Regions from separate parts of the Mus musculus genome. Here region 1 is linked to region 2. A link is a contact called in ENCODE POLR2A ChIA-PET data. All regions are on one chromosome and are shown on one strand. The core of a region is the stretch at or near the end of the contact, and the rest is flanking DNA. Distances in the headings are between cores, read along the strand shown.

Region 1 (3,979 bases), core at 949-3,448, 140 kb before region 2:
TGCTCTCTCCTTCTCAAGACACTCACTCACATCTGCATCACCCCCTTGTCTGTGTGCAGGAGCATATGACAGTCTCAGGAATTCAGACATCCACATCATTGGAGAGATGATTGCCTTTCAACTCACTACCTAGCATAATCTTTTAAAAACACACATCTGAGCACATTATTCCTCTCTGCCCAGGACCCTGAGAGTTGCTGTGGTTCACAGAGGATACGACTGTTTGGCATCAAGTGCACTGAAAGGCTGGCCACGCCCCTTCTTAGCCGCCTGCTGCCTCCACACCGCTTCCTGTCTGTGACCTAACCTGTACACAGAGCATGCTCCCTACTGCAGGTCTCCACCCCACCCAAGATGTCCTCACTCTACAGAGAGTAGCAAATATTCCTGTGGTAACACTCTAGGCGGCAGGGACCACAGTTACTATGTAAAGACTCCATAGGAGCTAAGAGCCTGGCTAAAGCTTGCCTATGATTGTATCCCTAGCAGGTGCCCGACATGCAGTTGCAAGCAAAACCTGACATGGTCAGGGAGCTCTTGAAGACAAAGGAATATACACGAGATTTGTTTGTTGATCTCGTTTTCTACCGCCTATACTTTGCTCGTGCTCAGCATGTGTGTCTGTGAGTGTGCATGTGCACATGTGTATTATGGATGTGTGTGTGTGTGTGTGTGTGTGTGTGTGTGCATATACAAGGCATGGTGAATGTGTGAAGATCAAAGGACAAGTTCAGCCTATGGTCCTCACCTTCCACTTTGCTGGAAGCAGAGTCTGGGTTGGTTGCCTCTGTGCTGTGCCCTCCTGGCTAAGTGGCCTGTGAGCTTCTGGTGATTCTCCTGTCTCATCTCCTGCTTCCCCATAGGAGCGTTTGGAGTATAGATGCATGCACCACTGCACCTGGCTTTACATGAGTTCTGGGGAATCGAACTCAGGTCTTGATGCTTGCTTGTTTGCTTGCTTGCTTGCTTGCTTGCTTGCTTGCTTGCTTGCTCCTGTGCAGGTACTTACCCACTGAGCCATTGTGTAGCTCCTGCTCCGCATTTACCATCTTTCCTGTGTTACCTCTAGTAGTAGAGTGGAAGCCCTGAGAGGAGAAATTTATCTTGTGTGTATGCATCTCTCACCCCAAATACCAGGGCGGTGCTGTATTCGTGAAGATGTGGGAACAGCCTCCAGGGTACTCAGCATCTCCAGGTTTCCATTTCTCACCAACCTCTTTGAAATCAGCTGATATCCCCATTCTTCATTTTAATCACCCAGCCTAATTTTGACATTAGGCTGACTGGTGGAGACCTTTTAAAAAACATTCACCTGTTGCTCTGAGGATTCAATAAATGAATAAAAGCCAAGCATGTGGTCTACAGCTGCGTGTGGGTTAGCTGCTGTCATTAAGAAATGTCTGTGGGTTGGTGTGTTAATCTTAGCTCTTGGAGGGCTAAGGCAGGTAGATCTCTGAGTTGGAGGCCAGCCTGGTCTATACAGTGAGTTCTGTGATAGCCAGGCTATGTAGAAAGACTTATCTTGGGGTTAGGGGGAGAAAAATAAAAGAAAGAAAAATTGGATGGGACTGGCAAGCTTGCTCAGTGGGGTAAAGGCACTTCTCTTCTACCCTGATAATCTGAGTTCAATCCCCAAGACCCACAGAGTAGAAGGAAAGACCAAATTCCTGAAAGTTGTCCTCTGACTTCCACACACACGCTGTAGAGCATACATGCCAACACACACACTCCCCTCCCAAGTCGACGAATACATACATGTAATATTTTTTTAATGTTTATACTTGCCAGATGTTGCGGCACTTACCCCCAGTCTCAGCACTTCGTAGGATGAGGCAGGGGGATCACAGGTTTCAGGCCAGCTTTGATATCAAGGTCTAAAAAATAAAATTTAAACAGCAGCTAGGTGTGGTGGCCTGTGCCTTTTAATCTCTGGAGGCAGAGACATCCAGATCTCTGTGGGTTTGAGGCCAGCCTGGTCCACAAAGCAAGTTCCAGGCCAACCAGCGCTACACAGCCCAGTCTCAAAATAAAAATAAAATAAAATAAAATAAAATAAAATAAAATAAAATAAAATAGAAAGGGCAGGGAGGTAGGGAGGGCCAGAAGAGCTTGCTTTGGTGGGTGGCTTTAGCTGAGTGCTCTGGGTCAGTCTTAAGTGTTTCTATGTCTGGCCTGCAGGTGGCAGCATGCCCCGGGCCTCCTTGTGATGTCAGGAGGCTGGACAGCCAAGAAAGAAGAAAATGGACTCCCTCCTTCTGAAGACTTGCCTGGAAGCCAGCCCCGAGTGAGTGTGAGCTTTTGCAGCCTCCTGCGTTAGATTGTAGGCGCTGATGTGAACCACATGTGTTCTGTGTTGGAGTTGTTAGTTGATATTCACAATTCGTCTACAAAACCATAATCTGTGAAACCAGCTATCTTTTTAATGTTGCAGGGAATGAAGGACTCCGGGTGGGAGTGGGGAAAGTGCACCCCAGTAGCTCAGCAGGTGTGTGGTATGTTGGAGTGTGAGGTATCTGTGCTAGGCTCTTTAGTCGCTCTCACAGCTGCTCTGTAGTGCTTCAGGGTCCACTGGGGACTTATCCTGGCTCACCAGATCCCGATTTCTGTCAGCCCTAAGGCCAGACTACTCCCTTGATCACCCCACCCACAACCCATTAGTTTAATAGCTTACTTACCCTAAGACCTTATTTGTGCTTCAGTCCTTTGAGGGGCTGGAGAGACCTCAGGGGCTGCGAATGCTTGCGGGTGGAGAACACATCCTTTTCTTTCTAGAGGACATGAGTTCCGTTCCTAGCTCATAACCCACCCCTGGAACTCCAGCTCCAGAGACTGATGTGTTCCTCGGGCCTCTCATGGCACACACACACACAGCTGTGCACATGCACAGGCACAAAAAATAACGCTTTAAAGAAAACTCAGTGGACTTGAATGGGCTGGTGGTCTATTTTTTTTTAATCCCATTTTGTTAGTGTTTCTACCAAATGTTGTATTGTTGTTGAGATTACCTCTGCCTTTTCATGCCAAAGTCACTGCACCCCTCCTTCCTTCTACCCGCCCTCCCTGAATTTCACCTGCTGGGCTTGGTGTGATGACTGTCCCTCAGCTGCGATCCCTTTAAGTCCCCACCTGAGAAGGTTCCTGTGACATCAGCAGCAACCTTGGTGGTCCCTGTTGCTCAGCCCCAACCTGGGTCAGCTTTGCTCCACACTGTCTTCATCCTATGGAATTCCAGACACTCAGCTGGAATGTTGGATCTTAATTTTACCAAACACCCTGCTTAAGAGAGAGGTTTTGCTGGGCGGTGGTGCTGCACGCCTTTAATCCCAGCACTTGGGAGGCAGAGGCAGGTGGATTTCTGAGTTCGAGGCCAGTCTGGTCTACAGAGTGAGTTCCAGGACAGCCAGGGCTATACTGAGAAACCCTGTCTTGAAAAACAAAAAACAAACAAACAAAAAAAGAGTGAGGTTTTTATGGTTGGAAGAAAGAGGTATTTTGTAAATCAAGTTTGCTTTTTGTCTTTTGCCTAAAATTACTAATTTTTAAAAAGTATTTAAATTTGGGCCTGGGCATAATAGTTCATATCTTTAGTTCTAGGGCTGCAGGCTGATCTCTATGGGTTTGAGGAAACCTTGATCTACATAGTAAGTTCCCAGACAGCCAGGGCTACGTAGTGAGACTCTCCAAGTATGATCGCTGTCTTCAAACACTCCAGAAGAGGGCATGGGATCCCATTACAGATGGGTATGAGCCCCATGTGGGGGCTGGAATTGAACTCAGGACCTCTGGAAGAGCAGTCAGTGCTCTTAACCGCTGAGCCATCTCTCCTGCCTTCCAAAACAACTTTTTAATTGATGTATTTTGTTTACAATCCAGTTTCTTTCTCCCTCTCCTGCTCCCTCCTACCTTCACCCCTCCTTCCTCGCTTTGTTTTTTTTTTTGTTTTGTTTTTGTTTTTGTTTTTTTTGAAACAGAGTTTCAA
Region 2 (3,905 bases), core at 1,188-3,687:
TAGCTGTGGCTAACTTGGAATGTCTTACACGCGTTCTCGACCGGCCAGGAAAGACGCAGCAAACCAGAATCTTCTGCGGCAAAACTTTATTGCTTACATCTTCAGGAGCAAGAGTGCAAGAGAGCAAGAGCTCTATTGCTTACATCTTTAGGAGCCAGAGCGCAAGAGCGCTAGAGTGCAAAGGGCAAAAGCAAGAGCCAGAGCAAGAGTGCAAAAACGCAAGAGTGCAAGAGAGCAAGAAAAAGAACAAGAACAAGAAAGCAAAAGAGCAAGAAAAAGAACAAGAAAAAGAACAAGAGCAAGAGAGAGAAAATGGCAAAACCCCGTCCCTTTTAAGGAGAATTATCCTCCGCCTAGGACGTATTACTCCCTGATTGGCTGCAGCCCATCGGCCCAGTTGTCATCACGAGAAAGGCAGAACACATGGCGGGAAAACTGCCCCTGCACGTGTGCAGATTATGTTTACCACTTAGAACACAGCTGTCAGCGCCATCTTGTAACGGCGAATGTGAGGGCGGCTCCCCACAGGAATGTGCAATGATCCTCCTGCCTCAGCTTCCCTAGAACAGGGATTACAGGCTTGTCTCACCAGGTCTGTCTGGCTTCTTCTTTTTCTTGAAAAAAAAAAAATTAAAGCATGAAGCCAAGTGTGGTGGCTCACACCTTTGATCCCAGCACTTGAGAGTCAGAGGTAGGTGGCTCTCTCAGTTTGAAGCCAGCTTGGTCTACATAATGAGTTCCTGGCTGCCAAGATTACACGTCACAAAATGACAATGGAAAAATTAAAATGTAATTATATCATTTCCCCCTTCCCTTTTCTCCCTTCAGCCCTCTCATGTTCTGTCTCCCCTTTACTCTCTCTCAAATTCATGGCCTCTTTGTTATTTTACACACACACAAACAACCTACCGAGCCAGTTAGTGTTACTTGTACACATATGATTTCAGGGCTAACCACTTGGTATTGGATAACCAACTCCTCCCCAGAAAAGACCACCTCTTCTCTTCTCAGCAGTTAATTCCATTGTAGTTCTCTATGGGCTCCCTTTCCATGTCAGCATGTCTACTGATGCTGTCCTTGTTCAGGTCTTGTTTAGGCAGCCATATTGCTATGGTATCATGTGTGAAATTTTCTGTCATTTCTAGGAGACACAATCTCACAGGTTTCCTGGACCTCTGGTTCTTACAATCTCTTCACCCCCTCTTCTGACATGTTCTGTGAGCCTAGGTCCAAGAGTTGTGCTGTTGATCTATGAATCAGGGCTGGGCACGCCAGGCCAGCCTTTTATTTTTGTATGAGACAGGGTCTCACTCTTAGTCCACACTTAACAGTGAAAGGCATCCTCCTGCCTCAGTCACTCACCTGAGTGCAGGAATTACAGGTTTGAGCCTCCATAGCCAGCCCCTTTCTACCTAATTCCTACCTTGTGACCTTGTTGACAGGAGCGGACTTTCTTCCTACTTATAAGAACCCTGTCTTGGAACAGCATCTGGTTTTGGGTCCACAAACTTTTGGTCTTAAACTCCTTTTGCACTTTTAAATACTGCTGAGGGTGGAGGCATTGTATATGTTACTAATAGTTCAGTGGCAAAACTTTAAAAAAAGCCTACACACACATATATACTTTGTGTATTGCCTGCATGTATTACAGCATGTCTATGCCTGGAACTCAGGGAGGTCAGAAGAGGGTGTTAGATCCCCTGGAACTGGAATTACAGATGGTTGGGGCCACCATGTGGGTGCTGGGAATTGAACCCCGACAATCTGCAAGAGCAAGTGCTCTTAACCACTGAGCCACCTCTCCAGCTCACAAAACCATTAGCTCTGCAAGGATCTCAACACAAGCCTATGTAAGCATTAACTAGCAACATTTACAGCTTAGTAGAAATGAAAACTGATTTATTCTAAAGGAAAAATATATACAAGAGTGCAGTCTATTGTAATGGCAGCACCACAGTCACGTGATCAAGAGAAACTACTCGCCACTATAAAGTGAAAAACCAAAAAAAAAAAAAAAAATAATAATAATAATAAAAAGTGACAGTGAAAAACGCTGTTAAACAGTACTGTCCGTACAGTAGATGTCATTAACAAACCACTAACTGGGGTCTCCGACTGCACCCCAGCCTACCCATGCGGTCCAGGGATCCAAATGTGGACGTAAAGTATGGTCTTCGCTACTTAAGATGGGCTAGGAGGCTCTGTAATAGCGACGCTTGGAAGACTGAGGCAGGAGAATCGCAAGTTCGAGCCTACAGAGCTAGACCCGATCTCAAAACGTCAAAGCAAACAGTGATAGGTGGCAGCTGCCTCCCTGCCCAACTTCTAAAAGACAACAGCTACTCGTCCTGCTCGTGTTGCTTAGGACTCCCACTTCCCGGCATGCCCCGGGCGTGCGAGAGGCGTGGACAAGTACGCGCCCGCCCCCACGTGACCCCAGGTCGTGCGAGGCGGGAATGTGCGAGCTTACGGTTGCTGGCTCGCTTGGCTTTTCTGGGCTGTGCAGACCCTAACCGGCCCGCGCCCTCCCGGGAAACCGAAGCCCGCGGGGCCGGAAGTGCTCTCGCCACCGGAGCTCCTGCTCGCAGCGCGTGTTCGGAACTTTTGGGTCCTCTCGCGGCGTTCCTTCCCGGCTTGCCCAGCTTCCGCCTTGAGGTTAAAACTCGCCCCTGGCACTGAGTAAAGGAACGTGGTGCAAACATGTCCCGGATCGAAAAGATGAGCATTCTGGGCGTGCGAAGTTTTGGGATAGAGGATAAAGATAAGCAGATTATCTCTTTCTTCAGCCCCCTCACAATTTTGGTTGGACCCAATGGGGCGGGGAAGACGGTAAGTCCTGAGGCGAGGGCCCCAGAAGGTGTTTAGGGCGTCGCCCTGCGCGCTGCGTGGGCCTCGGGGACCTCAGAGCCGGTCCGGCCCAGCAACTCGGAGTGTCGGAAGCCCACGCGTGCGCTCCGCTCTGGCATCTCGTTCCCGGGGAAGGCCGGCTGCGCCCCTGCTTCCCAGCCCCGCCCCCTAGTTCCGGAAGCGTAGCAGACTCTCGCCACCTACCTGTGCCCAACTGGGACCTCCCAAAAGCCCCTCCAAAAAGCTTTTTTTTTAAATATGAGAGATAGGTAACCTAGAGTTGCAAAACATGTCTACTGGTAAAACATAACGATGGAAAAAAAAAGACTTATTGTGGACATGAAGCTGATAGAGTAGCCCTAACGCTGGAAAATTATTTTATTACTTCTGAAGATTTGGGCAATGCGTTGTGACACACTCGTTTAATCCTAGATTGGCAGAGACATGCCCATTTCTATGAGTTTGAGGCCAGTTTGATCTACACAATAAGTTGCAAGATAGCCAGAAATACCAACTTGGATGTTGAATGTCAGGAGGTGGACTTTTATGTGGAAATGTTACTTGACATTGTACCAGGTCTGTTCTTAGCCTTGATCTCCTGGAAGGAAGACATAATAAAGCGCTTATAATCACTAGCTACATGTATACATATTTTTTGCTATTATTTAATTTATTTATTTTGGACACAGCATCCCACATAGCTTAGGCTGACCTGATCTTCTTGTCCACCAAATGCTAGAATTGTAGATACACACCTCCACACCTGGCTGTGAATGAATATTTGTCATAAACTACTGTGGTTCTCATCACTAAATAACACACAACTTGCTCTTTTTTTAGACCATCATTGAATGTCTAAAGTATATTTGTACTGGAGATTTCCCTCCTGGAACCAAAGGAAATACATTTGTTCATGATCCCAAGGTAATGGTGTCTGTAAAGTTTTGTATTTTAAGAATTAAATTTTTATAATTCTAAAAGTAGTGGTTGCTTATTGTAGAGGACCTTAGAGTGGAAAGTATGCAGAGAAGATGGTCACCTGCAGTGGACGCACCCAG

What was found. ChIA-PET counts read pairs that join two places held with the same protein, here RNA polymerase II (POLR2A).
Region 1: POLR2A ChIA-PET joins it to region 2 with 10 read pairs in Patski. The contact joins the enhancer-like site here to the promoter of Rad50 in region 2. POLR2A ChIA-PET finds 5 or more read pairs at or near these places in 2 of 5 experiments (Patski and embryonic stem cell).

The regions. Positions count from the first base shown.
Region 1 is chr11:53,848,310-53,852,288 of GRCm38, reverse strand. It overlaps Gm12216 (predicted gene 12216), which reads left to right. Exons shown (of 4, transcript NR_033332.1): 2 at 2,179-2,284. Among named protein-coding and RNA genes, the nearest start is that of Gm12216, 9.0 kb to the left of the region's middle. Within about 2 kb of position 2,198, at least 2 of the 3 ENCODE cell types and tissues checked have a DNase peak (open chromatin) inside an H3K27ac peak, as active enhancers do.
Region 2 is chr11:53,705,851-53,709,755 of GRCm38, reverse strand. Rad50 (RAD50 double strand break repair protein) reads left to right here and starts at 2,437. Exons shown (of 25, transcript NM_009012.2): 1 at 2,437-2,829; 2 at 3,688-3,771. The coding sequence starts at 2,701.